Linked DNA regions of Mus musculus: region 2 is linked to region 1. A link is a loop called in an ENCODE intact Hi-C map of the cell type or tissue named here. Cell type or tissue: heart. All regions are shown on one strand. Each heading gives the region's core, and the rest is flanking DNA. Links, peaks and the distances in the headings are about the cores only. Region 1 has its middle 22 kb from the start of Gm35359. Region 2 holds the start of Gm44040 (a long non-coding RNA gene).

Region 1 (8,333 bases), core at 26-8,025:
ACACACACACACACACACACGAGGTGGGGGCTGAGAGAAAATTTGATTTCTACACCAAAACCGAATCTGCTCATCTGACACAGCAGCGGCAATCTCAGTGCACTGGGGCATGGGGATTGTGAGTTCTGGCTACCAGGTTCAAAGGAAACATTTCCCCAAATTCTGGCACTTAGTTCCCCAGGACCCTGTGAAGCTGGTTCCACTCTACCAAAAGGGATTATTTTCCTTATCACGAGCAGAAGGGACAAATGGCTACTGAATATCATGCCAAAGCACACGCTGTCCTCCAGGGTCCCTCAGCACCCAAGTACCTGTGACACATTTCAACATCTCTGGTGGCATTCTGCCTCTCCACAGCTCTTCTCACTTCCCAGCTACCCTAAACTTCCCAAATTCATGGGCTTCCCTCCCCCCCCCTTCTCATTTTCCTTATAACCCTACTATGTGGACCCTGTTCCTTCTTGCCTGCTTTCTTCTTATCTTCCTCTTGTTCTCTCTCTCTCTCTCTCTCTCTCTCTCTCTCTCTCTCGCCTGGTCTACAGAGTGCGTTCCAGGACAGGCAGGGCTACACAGAGAAACCCTGTCTCATAAAACTAGAAACCCAAACAGAATAAAAAAACCCTTCCCCTTAACCATACTATGGAGTGGTCATGTTGTAAGTTTATACGCTGGTCAACACAGTATCATTACAAGACAAAACACTGTCTCAAATAAGCAAGCAAACAAACAAATAAATAAATAACATTACACAGGTGTGTTGGCACATACCTTTAATCCTAGCACTGAGACGGTAGAGGTAAGCCAGTCTCTGTGATTTTTTTTTGAGACCAGCTTGGTCTATATAGTGATTTCATGTCAAACCAGGCTACATAGTGAAATTCTAGCTTTAAATAAATAAGTTTAAACATTGAATAAATTACTACAGTTTATGTATAATCTTGGTTTCAGGCTCCTGTCAAGAAATGAGATGCACTGACACAGGGAAGAGAGCTCATTCACTGTGTGAAGTGCTTTCATGCATACATAAAGACCTGAGTTCAAACCCCAGAGCCTACATTAAAAGCCAGGTGCAGGTCATCATCCCAGTGCTTCCTGGGAAACAGGACAGATCCCAGGGGACTGCTGGCCAGCCAGCTTAGCCTAGTTTTGAGCCCCAGGTTCAGTGAGAGACTTGATCAAATAAACAAGGTAGACCATACCTGAAGAATGATACCCAATGTTACCCTCTGGTTTACACACACACACACACACACACACACACACACACACACACACACACACACCAATACTGAAAGACTCAATAACACGAGATCCTCAGTCAAACATGGTAGCCACAGGGGAAAGTTGAGTGGTGGCTGTCCCTGTGACAGAAAATGAGGATCTTTTCGACAGAACCGCCAGCCTCTCTGGTTGGCACAAGCCACCTCGATGTCTGGACACATCTGGGTTTATGGCTCCTTCCTTGGAAGCCAAACCATCTGGTCTTCTTTCTTCCATTCTGTAAGCAGAAAGACCCAGGGTAGAGCTTCATTTTTCCGCTGATGTAAATTTTATTAACACCCCAATTTAGATAGCAGAAGCAGTGACAGTTTGGTTTTAAGATATTTTCCACCTCACTGAAAACCAAAAAGTTACATGGCATATTGAGAAATCCCCCACAAACCACCCCCTAGGAAGTTTTGGGTTGTTTTTAAAGCGTTGGGGGAGCGAACCCAGGACCTTATGCATCCCAAGCAGGTGTTCAGGACCTGAGCCACACTCCCAGCCTCTGTGCAAATTGTGTTGTCTTTTTTAGGCTTTTTTTTTTCTTTTTGCATTGGACATGTGAAATTCTCACCATTCAACTACTCAGTATGTGCTTTGAGACCTGGGAAAGACCCTAGTTTTTTATAGATCTGTAACTGAGGTAAGTTTAATGTCTCCTGTCAGTAACTTTCAGCATTTGGCTCCTACTTCTTCATAGCCTTTATACCATTTTTCTTTCCAGCATATCTCTCTCTCTCTCCCCACCCCCTCCACTCTCAGCTTAATTGTGGAAACCTTCTCATTGCTAACACAGAACAGACATAGGCATTAATTTTAGCATGTAGACCAAAGTCTAGAAGCTCAGTTCTCAAAATGTGGGTTCCAGATCAGTAGCTGTTTGGAAACTTGCTAGAAATATAGAGCTGCAGCCCCACCTCAGGCCCACAGAACCCAAATCTGCTTTTTCACAAAGTACTAAACACATTCAAAATAAAACAAGTAATGTCCTCTATGAGAGCAATTGTGATTAAAAGAGGACAGTATTACTGACAGAGAGGGAGCCACCCTACACCGCAGGCTTCAGGATTAAAACTCATTTCCACTCTAAATACTTGAGTGCCCAGATAAGCTTCATTGAGTGGGTTACATCTTAGCGGTAGTAGAAATTAAAACTGTGAAAGTTTTAAAAGTATCTCTAATTTGGGGTTGGAGAAATGACTCATTGGTTAAGAGCACTTTTATGGCTCCTGTAGAGGTCCAGGGTATCTGACGCCCCCTTCTGGCCTGCACAGCCACCTACATCCTACATGCACAAACTTCATAGAAACTCTCTCTCTCTCTCTCTCTCTCTCTCTCTCTCTCTCTCTCTCACACACACACACACACACACACACACACACACACACACACACACACCCCAGCACAATTCATTTAAAAGTAGTAATCTAGGTGTTGCGGAATCCATGGCTATAATTCTAGGATGCAGGATGGGAGATGGCTTTACAGGTAAAGTCTTGACACCTTGCCTGTTGACCTGAGTTAATTCCTAAGACGAACACGGTGGAAAGAGAGACCTGAATCTAACAAACTGTTTTCTGACCTTTAGATCAGTTCTCCCTCTATATCTTAGTCTCTGTGTCTCTTCTCTCTGTCTCTGTCTGTCTCTCTCTACTCCCTCCCTTTACCCTCCCTCTCTCCCTCTCTCCCCTAATACAAAGAGAGACCCTGTCTTAAAATCTTAAAACAGCAAAAACAGATTGTGCGGTGAACATAAAACGCAAATTCTGGTCCTGACTAGTTCCTAGCGTGGCTGAGAGACTATGGGCATATCTCTGTCCTCTCTGGGCCTCCATTTCCTGATCTGTTTTACTGTGGAGACATCTGTCGCACCCCAGCCCTGCCAACTCTCCTAGCCCTCTCTAAAGGTCTGGGAGGTCCCAGACAGAATTTTAGAACGATTCTCCTTTTTGCCCAGAAGAGGGCGATGGAGACCGGCCATGGCTGGACCACTTCTAACCCCGAGGCGGTTCACAGACTCCTGATCGGTCCACAAGGATCCCTCGTGATCCGGGCGGTTTCCTTGGCACCAGCTGACATTGGTATCCCAGGCCACCTGGGCGGTCCAAGTGAGAGAAGGAGCTCTGGACGCCTTCCATATTGACCCAAAAATGGCCAGTCTGGGTATTCAGATTCCTCCTATCCCAATCTGGGAAGAGCCACAGAGACTTGGTTTGAGGAAAGACACATTGTCCCCACCTGCACTGCGTCTTTGGGTGAGAAACCACCCAGAAGCTATTTACTCCAAAGAGAAAACTGGGCGGGGTGGCCGGAAAGGAACAAGACACAGAGCTGCGCCAGGTCCTTGGGGATTGCCTGCCACTGGCGGGCTGCGCTTGCATCAGCGCCTGCTGGGGCTGGGGCAGGGGCCTGGCCACCAGCGACGTCAGCCTCTTTCCCAGAAGAATTCCACTTCCTGCGGTCCGGGCCCCAGAAGTGTGGGAGTGGTGGGGGTTGGTTTCTTAGGATGACACCACTCAGTATGCTGCATCTCCTCATTCGCACACGCTGTTGTCATGGAGACGAACAGCATCCTGACAGCCCCGGAGAGGCCAATTCGCCCACAAGAAATGACCGGGGCATGGCCGACTCAGGAAAACACTGACTGTGTGGGGTGCTGGGTCAAGGAAAACAGCAGCCACGGGTCCCTGAATTTGGCCCCAGGGATGGGTGGGAGGGATGAGGGAACCAATTTCTGTGATGCGATTTCAAAGCTGGAGGCGTCTTAGTCCAGAGAAAAGCTTTGAAAGCACGTGGCTAGCTAGCAAAAGTTTCTTCCTCCTCCCCCTCTTCCCTCTCCTCTTCTTCCTGCTTCTCCTCTTGTCGGCTTCTTTCCCCAATTTTCTTAGGACTCTCTAAGATTTCCCGACCTCATCAGCTCTTATCGAAGGCAGTGTTAGTATTAATTCGCTTAAGTAAACATTTGTTAAGCGGTCAGGGTGTAACTTGCAAAGTTACACGGGTAAAAGACCTCCTTTCGTCTTCGCCATGACTCAAGTGCTGCTGTCACCTTTTCCGAGGAACTATCCAGTTCGTGGGCGATCTCCTAGGAAGTCAAGTCAACTCCCGCTCTCTAGCCATTACCGAGCACCTGCCAGAACAGCAGCTAATACGGCATGCAGCATGTGTGATTTTTTTCCTCTGATGCTCCACTGTGACTGCCCTAAGACTAAGCACCGAATCTCTAATTATGGGTTGGTAAATTTGAGATTATTAACCCCCAATCACGAGGAAACCTTGTGCCTGGATCAGGAGTCTGTGAACCACCTCAGGGTTAGAGAAGCAAAATAACCCTTACTAAAACATATTTTGAAATACAGAAATGCTGGGCATGGTGGTGCACACCTTTAATCCCAGCACTAGGGAGGCAGAGGCAGGCAGATTTCTGAGTTCGAGGCCAGCCTGGTCTACAAAATGAGTTCCAGGACAGCTAGGGCTACGCAGAGAAACCCTGTCTCGAAGGAAAAAAAAAAAATGAGTATTTAGTACACTGGCGTTGGCTTTGTGAAAAATAGAGTGCATTGCCTACCTAGACAAGTCCTTTCGTTTGAGCCATTTCTGTTGCGGCCGCCAGCAGCTCGCAACGTGAACGGTTCGACTGAGAAGGCCACTCGAGCTGTAAGAGAGGAATCTAGACGGGGCGAAAAAAGAAACGGAGCTAAGACAATTTCATTCTGATCAAAGCTCAAATTTTATTGTTGGGACACTAGTTATGAAGGAAGGGGGAGGGGACCCGATTCCCGCCGAATAATCTCGGGTCCAGTAGAAAGGTGCACGTGTGTGGCTCCTCAGGTTCCAGCAGTGGGCGTGGCAGAACGAATGAGCAGGAAGCTCCACCCCGAGCAAGCAGGTTTCAGGCTGGGGGAGGGGAGACTACATTTCCACCAAAAATGTACTATATATATTTTTATTTCGTATTTCATTTATTGATTTTGTGCATGCATGCATGTCTCTCTGTGTGTGTGTCTGTGTGTGTGTCTGTGTGTCTGTGTCTGTGTGTGTAGGTATTCTTGTATGTACACCCATGGAGGTCTGAGGACAGCTTGCGGGGGGGCAGGGGGGGGGGCCAACTCTCTCCTTCCAGAGTGGGTTCTAGGGATCAAATTCAGGTTACCTGCTGAGCCACCTCACTGGCCAAAGCATGCTATGTATTTAAATGGTTGTATTCATTATTTTCCTCTATCTGTAAAAGGCTAAGCTAGTAAGTAGTACCTACAGTGTTGTACATCCTTGTGGAGACTTCGGAATTTAGAGAGCGCTTTCCTGCCTAGAATCTAACTTCTTTGCTGTACCCTTGAGAAGTAGTCAGAATCGCTCCTCTTGGTCCCAATTTCTGTGTGAACTCCAGGAGGTTTATACAAAGAAGACTTTCCACCTACTAGTGATAACAATGTCTTTAATGAAAGACTCAAATCTGCTGTGGTGGCACAATCCTATAAAACCCACCAGCCTGGAGGTAGAGACTGCAGTGTAACCTGGGCTATCCAGCAAGGTTCCAACTCAAAAAACAAGCACTCAAAATGAAACTACCAACAGTAGCCACCAGGACACAAGCCAAATGCTCACCAACAGATGAACTGATAAATAAGAAGAGCTGTGTTCGTATGTTGGAATATTAGTCAGCCTTGAAAGGAATTAGGTGCAGAGACATGCTTTCACGTGAGTGCAACTTGAAGGTGGGGTTCCAGGTGAAGTAAAGCCGACCCAAAGGACAGATGTTAGCATACATGTGATTTCATTTACACGAGAAACCTGCAACACGAATACGTATAGACAAAGATTCAGAGGAGAGGTTCTTAGTGGGTGGGGGATAAGTTCCTGTTTGATGTCATTGGCGTTCCACTTGTAGCAACAGAGCAAGCACTAGAGACAGGCAGTGCTGTTGGTGGTACAGTGCTGGGGATGCTGTCATGATCCCAACATGCACATTTAACACTGAAAAGTGAGAGTGGGCCTGTAGCACAGGCTATAGAGTGCACAAGGCTATAGGGTGCTTGCAAGCCTAGTATTCATGAAGCCCTGGGTTGGATCCCTACTTCCAGAAACAGCATGGTGGCATGCACCTGTAACCCTAGCGCAGGAGGTAGGTTCCATATCAGCCTGTATTACAAGAAACCAGTTCCTGGACTGGAAAGATGGCTCAGTGGTTAAGAGAACTGACTTCTCTTCCAGAGATCCTGAGTTCAAATCCCAGCAAACACATGATGGCTCACAACCATCTGCAGTGGAATCTGATGCCCTCTTCTGGTGTGTCTGAAGACAGCTACAGTGTATTCATATACATAAAATAAATAAATCTTAAAAAAAGAAACTGGTTTCTTTAAGGAAAAAACATATATATATGATATTGATATATGATATAACATATATCAATATATGATATATATTGGGAAAAAGGGAAAGTTATATTAGTAATCTTCATTTGTTATTTTTATTTTTTTAAACCGGGGGCGGGGGTGTGTGTCAAATCCCTAGCCTTCCATTTGCTAGGTAGAACACACCGTCACTAAGCTATATGCCCAGTCCAGCAGTCTCCATTCTGATTCAATTTCTTTCTTTCTTTCTTTCTTTCTTTCTTTCTTTCTTTCTTTCTTTCTTTCTCTCTCTCTCTCTCTCTCTCTCTCTTTCTTTCTTTCTTAAAAAAAAAAAAAACAAAAAGGTTTCTTGCACCCTTCACCTGGGCCTATCTGCCAAGGTTGTCTGGATTCCTGTCTCCACCTGAAAGGCAGTGTCATGTCCTTAAAAATAGCACAATCATGTGTTTTCACCAAACACAGAAGGCTGGCATTCCCCTCAGGTGCTCCAAATGAGCAAGATTTGGCTGGTAGGAGAGAGAATTGGGAGGTGAGTCACCAGCGGGGCAGATGAGGTCATCATGGGGTGACCATCTGCATGGAGCAACCCTCCCAGCCCAGCCTGTCCTCTCAGGGGCTGACAGGTCTCCAGCCGGCTGAGCTTCTCAGTCTGGCTTCTCAGCCATGAGGTGAGGTGTGGTGGGGCGATTTCCTCTCCGTGACTCAGTGGCTCAACTCCCCCAACAGACGGGATCTCTAGCTGAACACAACGCCAAGGTCAAGACCTGAGATGCCACAACTTGTCTGTCCTTAATAAAGAACAGGAAGGTGAGCATCCTCAGAGAAGAGAGGAGAGGACTTCTTCAATCTTCGTTGGAATGCTAAGTATTTAAGAAATGAAGGAATGGGTCCTCTTATCTTGATGGTGCTAGCAGAGCTCAGGAGACTGGCTCCTGGAATGGAGGGCTGATACTTATTCACTGATCATGACAATGGACACCTCCAGGCACAAATACAATTCCAAACTATGAAGAAAAACATAATTTTGTTTCCTTACATTTCATGGTGGTATCTCGTATTCTCCGAGGGACATCAGAACTGGAACAACACATTTTCATTTTCATGAAGCTGACTCAGGTTGGATGGGCACAATCATGGCACTGGCCCAAAGGTAGCCAAGTGTGTGCAGTCAGTCTGGTCATCCATAAATGGTAAAGTAAGCATGTGTAGTGTAGGAATGTAAGCACTACACACCCGTAATCCTAGCACTTGGGAGGCTGAGGCAGGAAGATTTGAGTTCGACTCTAGCTTATGCTACAAAGGAAAACCTCATCTTCAAAAGAAGGGAGGGAGCTGGGGATGTAGCTCCTTTGGTAGTCCAATTGGAAGTTGGTGGAATCAAAAGTTCAAGGCCACCCTTGGTATGAAAGTTTGGGACTAGCCAGAGTTACACAAGACTCTGTCGCCAAAAAATAAGAAAGTGGTGCCGGGCAGTGGTGGCACACACCTTTAATCCCAGCACTTGGGAGGCAGAGGCAGATGGATTTCTGAGTTCGAGGCCAGCCTGGTCTACAGAGTGATTTCCTGGACAGTCAGGGCTATACAGAGAAATCCTATCTCAAAACAAAACAAAACAGAACAAAACAAAACAAGAAAGTGGTAATATAGAAAAAAGACCGTTGTTACTACATGAATCTAGCAATTGGTAGGGCCCTCCCATTGTTCTCAATATACAAG
Region 2 (8,333 bases), core at 50-8,049, 180 kb after region 1:
CCCTAAAGTCTACTCAGGATCAAAAGCGTGCCACTGGCTTGCATTTTTGGAAAAGCCATCCTTGACCATGACATCCTGTTTCTAAGTGAGTTTACACTGTGGGGAATGTGTGTGGTTGTGTGTGTGTGTGTGTGGGGGGGTGGGTATCACATGGCATCTGCCACTCTGGGTCTGCTATCCCTCTTCGCCTTCCTCAGTCAGCTTGCTGCTGGCATCTCACATGCCAATGCTATGAGGCACCGTCTGCCCGGGTCCTCCCACAATCCAGTCATGCACTTCCCATCGTTGCAAATACTTCCTCTGTCAGAGCACACAGACTAACTGAAGCCACAGCCGGAAGCAGGCTAACCACAAGTGCTGAAGTTCTGGTTAGTTCTTTTCTAGGTAAGGTTGGAAAAGTCCCTACAAAGGCAAACACTCAAGTTTTAGACACGGGGGTGGCACTGACCAGCCACTTCAACACATCCTTGACTGGAAAGAGGGAGAGTGTGTGTATGTGTGTATGTGTGGAGGGGAAGGCTGGGAGGGGGGCTGGGAGCAGAGCCAGGGAGAGGGAGAGCAGAGGCAGGGGTTGCCAATGCTGAGAGGCAGGTGTTTTTTTCTTCCCAGGTTCAAGTGGAGGAGCTGTTCTGAGAAAGACTCCAGAGAACCCATGGCCTCCTGAGAGGGAGCCCTTCCCTCTCTGCAGTTAACCCAATTGAAAGTGTGCATTCCTGAGGATATAGCTATAGCTGTGTACAGAGAGAGCAGCAGCAGCAGACCACAGATCCTGTGACGCTGTTGTGAAAGTCATAGTTTGTGTTGGGAGGACTGCTCTTGCTGTTTGAGACGCATCCAGTGTTTTCTGACAGGCATGTGGTAGAGCAGGTTACTTACCAAACCCTTTGTTCTTCTATAGAAAGTCTCATGAGAACATGAGGACTTGGGAGTTGGGTGAAGGGTAAAACAGATGGGTCATGGAAGAGAAGGCAAGATCTAGAAAATGGAACTCTTGCTTTGCCCCCAAGTAATCCCTTTCGGAAGATTCTAGAAGTCAAGACTATCTTCAGCTCAGATGGTAGCTGCAACTCTGTGTCTTTTGGCTCACTAGAAACCGAGAGGCCAGAAACACACTGGAGTTCAGTCTTCAACTCCGCAGAATGCTTAGAGGGCGGAGGGAGACGGAACATAACACTTATTTTGACAAAGAGGACATGTAGGGTACCCAGCAGACTTGGAATCAATTGTCTCTTTGGTGAGCAAGGCTGGGTCATTTACGCTGAAGAAGAAAGTAAAGTATTCTTTAAAGTGCATTTGTTCTTTATGCTCCATGACTTTCACATTTATACATTAAACCCCCCTGGAAAGTATATTCCAACTTGGTAAACTCAGTGGATGCCACAGGCTCTGAGGGAGAGGCACACGAGGTCCAGAGGTTTTAGGGCAGTGAAGCTAGCCTGTGTGATTCCGTAATTCCAAACCACATGCCTGTCAGAAAACACTGGATGCGTCTCAAACAGCAAGAGCAGTCCTCCCAACACAAACTATGACTTTCACAACAGCGTCACAGGATCTGTGTGTGTGCTGCTGCTGATCTCTCTGTACATAGTTATAGCTATATCCTCAGGAATGCACACTTTTAATTGGGTTAACTGCAGAGAAGGAAGAAGGAAGGAAAGACAGGAAAGGGAGGAGGTGAGACTCGATACATGGGAAAATGTGCTTCCTGCTCCATTTCTCTATAAACCTAAAATTGTTGAGAAAAATTTAACGAGAGAGAGAGAGAGAGAGAGCGAGAGAGCGAGAGAGATATCTTCTACCTGGAATTTCATTGCTACCTCAAAGAAGCTACCAATGAGAATCCAGTCAACCTAAACCACAGATGTTGCTTTTTCACCACTTCTATACACGTCTACCACAGATTTGTGACAGTAGAAAGAGCAAAGGCCTGGATCAAAAGCTAGGCAGAGTTAGAGGTGTGACTTTCTCTATCCACACAGGACAGAGTGAGTCAGCTCATTTAGCTCAGGATTTCCTTTCTTCTCTCTGTCTCTCTGTCTCTGCCTCTCTGTCTCTCTCCCTGTCTCTGTCTCTCTCTCTCTCAAGAGCTTACTAGCTATTGCACTTGGTGACAATAAGGATCAAGTAGCTGTGAATGTGTCCCCTAAAATGGATGGTAATTGTATAAAAGCATTATAAATCAATAAAAAGTCATTTGCTCAAGGTCACATAGCTCACATGGAGGCAATGCTGTAATCTAGATATCAAGACTCCTACCTAAATTACTTTCTTTTTGTGCGATAAGGTTTTGGAGCCTCTGTTTTTCTCTTTGACCAGAGGTTTGTCCATGCTGCTTACAAGTTGAGGTGGGAGTCTGGCCGTTTGTGTGCTCGGAATGACATGACTGAAACAGGCACATTATATAATCTCCAGCTGGGCTGTGATGACCTGTTACCGTTCCTAGACTTAGTTAATAGTTGTTCTTGGATGATACAGCACAACAAAGACCAGCTCGTGCCAGCAGAGAGAACCGCACCCAGTTCTGATGAAATTCCCATCCACGGCCAGCTGCAGAATCACCCTTTCAAGTCAGTCTGGGGCCACAGGTGGAGTGTTCCCTGGGCACCCATAGCGACTGTGAGAAGGCAGAGTTCAGCACTGGGAGTGACTTGCCTGGGTCCTGGGCACCCGAGGCTGCCACGTTGAGCAAACCAGAGGTCAGGGAGGAGAAGGAGGTAGGCCAGCAGCCTGTGCCAGGCAAGGCAGGACTGGCCCCCTTTGAGACTGTTAATAAGAGACAATCTGGCAAAAGTCACACTTTTCTGGAATCCAGCATCCAAGCTGGCTTCTGACCTGCTGCTAAGGCGGCTTCCCTTGCAGTTTTCACCAGCTAAGGGCTGACCAGAACATTCCTGGAGTTGGAGATGGAGACCGTGACAATTTTCAGCAGTTTTGATTCTTTCTAGAGTCTGTAAGTTTTTAACGTTGACATGGTTGACTGAATCCAGTGCTTTCTTCTTTGCTTTGATGCCTAATCTGATAACCAAGGTTCTAAAATCTTTTCCCCCAACCAGCAGAAAGTCCTTCCGTTCATTCACCTTTGAACAGACACAGACACAGAGCTAGGTGTGGTGGCATATGCACTTGGGAGGCAGAGACAGGAAGATATTTATGAGTTCAAGGCCAGCTAGGACTACACAGACCGTGTCTCAACACACGTGAACCCACATACAAGTACACACACACACACACACAGAGCTAATAGCTGTCTCATGTGCCATGGTGTGCTTTCTGAGCTCTTTCAGCTGGGTTGACAGAACAGAAAACTCAAGATAAGCTTTGTTCAGGATCATTGCTTTGTAGCTATTCTGAGGGCAGGCTAGGAACACACTACCAGTCTTCCTGCCCACAGTTCTCAAGGAACTGAAGAGCTGGTCTGTACCTACTGACCTGAGAGTGGTGTGCAGGGATGGTGCCACCTCTGAAGAATGCATATCACATGCAGGCTCCCCCATCCTCTCCAAATCACCTATCCTACTCTCTAAATATTCACAAGCCCGAGTCTCCCCTGATGCCACTTTGAAAGGTGGTACCCAAGTCTTTTCCCTTCCCCATGTTCCCTGCAGGCATTCACTATAAAAAGACAGGTTTTTAATTTCCATTGTGTGCACTTGATAAAGACAGTCCATTTCAGAGTATTTTACAGGTTGAGTTTTATATCTCTTATACCTGTTTATCAAATATATATATATATATATATAGTATGTGTATATATGGCTGTATACTGTGGTAGCAACATGATACTACTAAGTGGTTATATCAGACAAAGTTGGTATTTGGAACCATCAGGAATGAATGCAGGAGTTAGGGCAAAGGAGTTACAGATGTTGCCTGAATGGGTGGCAGCCCAGTGGACTGTGTGATGGATGAAAAAAAATGGGAGGGGGGCTGGGTATATATTTTTTCTTTTTGTTTATTAGCTTTGTCTTGTTGGGTGATGTGTAAGTAAATATTTACTATACGCATATAAGCATGTGCTCTCTTGGGTGGTGAACACTCTCTCCGTGGCTCTATCCAACCTTTGTTGGTGTGACCCTGACGCTCTGCGGCCTGGAAGACCAGTCAGGTGGCTCCACTCCCCATGTTCCCCTTCAGCATCTCAGATCCTTTAGGGCTCTACTTTCTGTCAGAAAGGCTGTAACATACAGACTGGGGAAGATGCAGAGCATGCTAGAGCTGTATGCAGAAATGCAGGCCTGATGCCGAGTACATCCCAGCACCAGAAAGGTGTCCATGAAGTGCACAGGAAGGGAGGGGGGTGGCCCCACCCCCTCTACACCAGAGGACAGAACATGTTATGAAGTTAGGTGGGGAAACATAAGCTCAGCAAATGTTTTGTGCAGCTGCCACGGACAGGAACCCAAGCTCAAGCCCAGCGGGTGGGGTCAGAGCCTGGCTGGCTGGCTGGCTGGCTGGGAGGTGCACTGAATGGTGCTGACACACAGTTTCCAGCCCCTGAGAAGGCAGTGGCCAAATCCCTCTCCACTTCTCTTTCACCCTGATATTCTTGAACTTGGACGTGGTGTAACCTCGCTCCAGGGGGCATTCTGGGAATGGTATTTAGAGGGCAGCACAGGCTGTCTCCTCCCGTATAGGAGCTCAGGGCTTTTCACCAATGCATATGGCCTCCCAGGTTAGGCACAAAGTTGTTGCTATGGCACTGAGGACCGAAACACTGATATCGCTGCCCCAGGAATTTATCGAGACACTCCCTTCCTCCTAGCATCCTCCCTTGATTTCCAGAATCAAAGTCCAAACTGTATGCTTGAATGGAGCAATGGGATGTCACTGTCACATTTCCAATGCCGGGACAAAGCGGAGTCTGTCAAAACTCAGGTAAGACAGGTCAGGGTGGAGCTGGCTGCATATCCTGCCAGGCTGTGTCTCTCAGTTATATACCTCACATGGGCTCTCATTCTCATTTCCCTCCTGGAGTCTCCCCTGTGGCTGTGACATTTGAGATGCATTTCCCTATGCTGGGCAGCCCTTGCTCCACAGCCACCCAGAACCTTGATTTATCTAGGTATTATCCACGAAGAGTCTCCCTGCCAGTCCTTGGACTACCCTTGGCAGAAAGAAGCACTGTCCCTGCACTGGAGACACCACTGGAGACACTGCCTGTCTGCAGACTCCAGAGTGCAGGCACTCCTTCAGGTCAAGCAAAGTGCACAACTTGGGCCAGTTCTGCTTTAAGACAGAAGGGAGTGACACCCACGCAGAGGCGGGCACTTACTCCCCATTCTGATCTCTTAACCTTGCTAAGAGTAGCTTTCTGTTTACTTCCTGTGTCTTCTTATCGACTACAGACAAACAGGCTGAGGCCAGCGCTCCTCTCGCTTCCCAGTTTTCTCACCGTGGTCCCTCAGAGACCTTTTGTACTGTATACTTTGTTAACACAATTTATTTGCTTGGAACATTCCTTGACCAGACCTTTTCAGGAAGAAAAAAAAAAAAAGATTCTCACCTAGCTTCTGATACAGACTGCATTAGGCTCTTAAGGAAAGCCTCTACCAAGAATGCAAAGCAAGAGTCCCTCCCCTGCTGGGCAGACACTCTCCACTACCTGAGAGAGGATTAACAAAGAGTTCACAGCGGTGAGAAAGAGTCAGCCAGTCAGCGTGGGGCTTAAGGGTTGTCAGAGCAGACATTCTCCTGTCTGATTGTCACTGGGTGAAGCGCAGGGCCTGAGTCACCTGGGTGTGGAAGCTGGTCCGCCTGGTGGTTCTGATGGCTCCTCTCCCTTCTTGCTCTTAGACTCCTCTCTCCCCCAACCAGATCTGGCCACCAAGGACTATGCTTCGGTGTCTCAAGTGTAAGTGGTGGTAGAGGTGTTTATCATATATGTCAGATAAATTCTTTACCAGAGCTGTACACTCCCTGCCCTACTTCTGTCATATGGACACTCTCTAGCACTTGAGGTGGTCACCTGGGAGCCAGGCTGGCTATGCACAGCTTTGAGCATTAAACCCCATCTAACCACAAAGCTCAAGGCCTGCTGATTTATGCATTAGCCAGCCAGCATTACCCAGGAGATCCTCTTTCCGGCTCTCCTTCCTACCCCCCCCCCCCCATGGGGCCTTTTCTGCCTTTTTAAAAAGTGATTAATTCCACACCACTAGGGAGATGAAGCAGCCAGATGACAAAGGCTGCAGGCTCCTGACCCCAGGGCTGTGTGCAGGTGCACAGACTGCCCCCCCCCACTTGCAAGGGAACCTAGATGTGTGGGTGGGGCCACTTGAGGCTGAACTGGGGCCCAGCAGCTCTGGTCCAGCTGTGTGACCCTGCAGAGGCTGCTTTACCCGGCTGAGTTCTCATTGGTGAAGTGTTTATATTCTGCTAGGTATAGGATGGGCGAGATGCTGCACCGGAGGGTGATTAATGATAACCTAGGACAGGCAACCGCTATCCAATCAGCCCTGCTGTTGCCAGTGTACTCTAGCCGCTGTTCAGGTCACCTGGGGAAACACATTCTCCTTAGCCACTGCTGGGTCCTAGGTGACCCCAATGTTTGGCTTACCGCACCAGGACAAGTATTTTACATATCAAAGCAGATCTGGCCTTCAGGTTCTCCCAGCATCCTTCAGTCCTAATTTGGCACACCCAGCTGGCAACCTTGAATTTTCCAGCTGAGCTGCCTTTCCCCCAGAGGTTCTTCCTATATAATCCAGATATTTTGTTCTCGTGTTCTCTCTCTCTCTCTCTCTCTCTCTCTCTCTCTCTCTCTCTCTCTCTCTCTCTCTCTCTCTCCTTCTCCCTCTCCCTCTCTCCCTCCCTCTCCCTCCCTCCCCCTCCCCCTCTTGGGGCCGGTGAACTCACCTGAGAGCAGCTTCCCCATAACCCTGCGTACATGATCTAATCTGGTTTGAAATGGCTCATTTCATCGGCAGGATAGAAATAACCTGTCTATCACATGCTACCATGGAGGAGAGGCACTCAGAATAGCCCAGGATATTCTATCCAGTCACCCTACTGTCTATGAAGTTCACTCAGAAACACTTCTGGGGGGGGGGTATCTAAGATTATGAGGTGGAATTTCAAGATACATAAGTGAATCTGTGTTTAGTTAGGAAAAGAAATTCATCATTCATTTTTTAAACAAAACACCTTTCCTTTTAATGTTTTTTTTTTTTTTTTTTTTTTTTTTTTTGTGCTTCTAACATTCAAGAATTCAGTCTTCTCCCTTGAATACAGCAGAAAAAAGGGCAACTGTATCTTTCTGGGAATCATATATTTTGTCTCTTACCTCTAATGTCCCCACTTATGTAGTATTTACATCCTCCTGGGCAGAAAATTCATAGTGAATTCCTACCCAATAGTATCACCTTAACCTTACACAAGCACAAATCCTCAGTTTGGTGGGCACAGAACAAAGCCACTGGTGTAGAAATTATATAAAAGGGCATGCATATAACTGTGGAAACACATATGGAGATCCAGATTAACAAAACTCCTTAGGCTACTACCATGACTGGAGTTCCTATGAGAAAAGGCAGCCCTATCTATCTATCTATCTATCTATCTATCTATCTATCTATCTATCTATCTATCTATCTATCTATTTCTATGCTGCCAGGGGCTATATGAGGTCACAGCAGTCATAGCTTGCCTATGACAAAGATGACATCATTTCTATATATTAAGCTGCATATGTATTATAGGGGGCAGGGAACAGAAGAAAGCAAGTTTCTCCAGACTTCTGAGTCACAGCACTACTTACCATTGGGGTTGCAACCGAAGGTCAGGTCTACTAGTGAACCGAGAGTAACCCCACAACTCTAAGACCATTTCTCTGAATTGACAGAAACACCACTGATACTAGAGAAAGGGGAAGATACTGTTTTGTTTTGTTTTTTTTCCACATAGGAAGCTATTAAAATCAAGATGGCTTGGTGACCGGTGACCATTAGCTGGCAGCCAAGGTACCTCCCACAGGGATGGGACTACAAGGAAGCTCCCTTTGGCTCTTCTGTCACCATGTGGCCTTCCGTCTGCTGGCTGCTGTGCTTAGGCTTGCCCACCAGCTGTTGCCCTCCACACCCTCCTGCCACACTCTGGGTCTTATCTGTCTAGTCCCAGATGGGTGTGTGAGGTAGCATGAACCTGAATTTGTATAAGTCCCAGATGGTCAATGGGTTACCGATGTCCTATGACTTGCTGGGGATTACATGCCTATGAAAGAGCAGAGCTGGCACTCAGACCAGGATCTTCTGTCCCCACACCCTGTCTTTGGGTAGGAATGGGCTCTGTGGGAAAATCAACTGATGAAACAAGACAAGGGATGACCAAAAGGAGAG

What was found. Peaks named below come from ENCODE experiments on the same cell type or tissue, not always from the same donor. Only the 100,000 strongest peaks of a DNase experiment are listed, where the experiment ranks them.
Region 2: it touches region 1 in a loop (2.6-fold over the local background); 1 of 42 quality-filtered maps calls a loop at or near these places.

What each region holds. Positions count from the first base shown.
Region 1 is chr6:108,705,053-108,713,385 of GRCm38, reverse strand. No RefSeq gene overlaps it. Among named protein-coding and RNA genes, the nearest start is that of Gm35359, 22 kb to the left of the region's middle. In heart, for the core only: CTCF peaks have their summits at 2,488 (motif pointing left) and 3,224 (motif pointing right); DNase peaks (open chromatin) are centred at 3,315 and 3,685; H3K4me3 peaks cover 1,306 bases; H3K27ac peaks cover 819 bases.
Region 2 is chr6:108,529,099-108,537,431 of GRCm38, reverse strand. All of the region lies in intron 60 of Itpr1 (inositol 1,4,5-trisphosphate receptor 1), which reads right to left. It overlaps Gm44040 (a long non-coding RNA gene), which reads left to right and starts at 1,677. Exons shown (of 2, transcript XR_003956493.1): 1 at 1,677-8,269. In heart, for the core only: no CTCF peak of the experiment used is centred there; DNase peaks (open chromatin) are centred at 2,521, 4,431, 5,261, 5,811 and 1 weaker place; H3K27ac peaks cover 2,096 bases.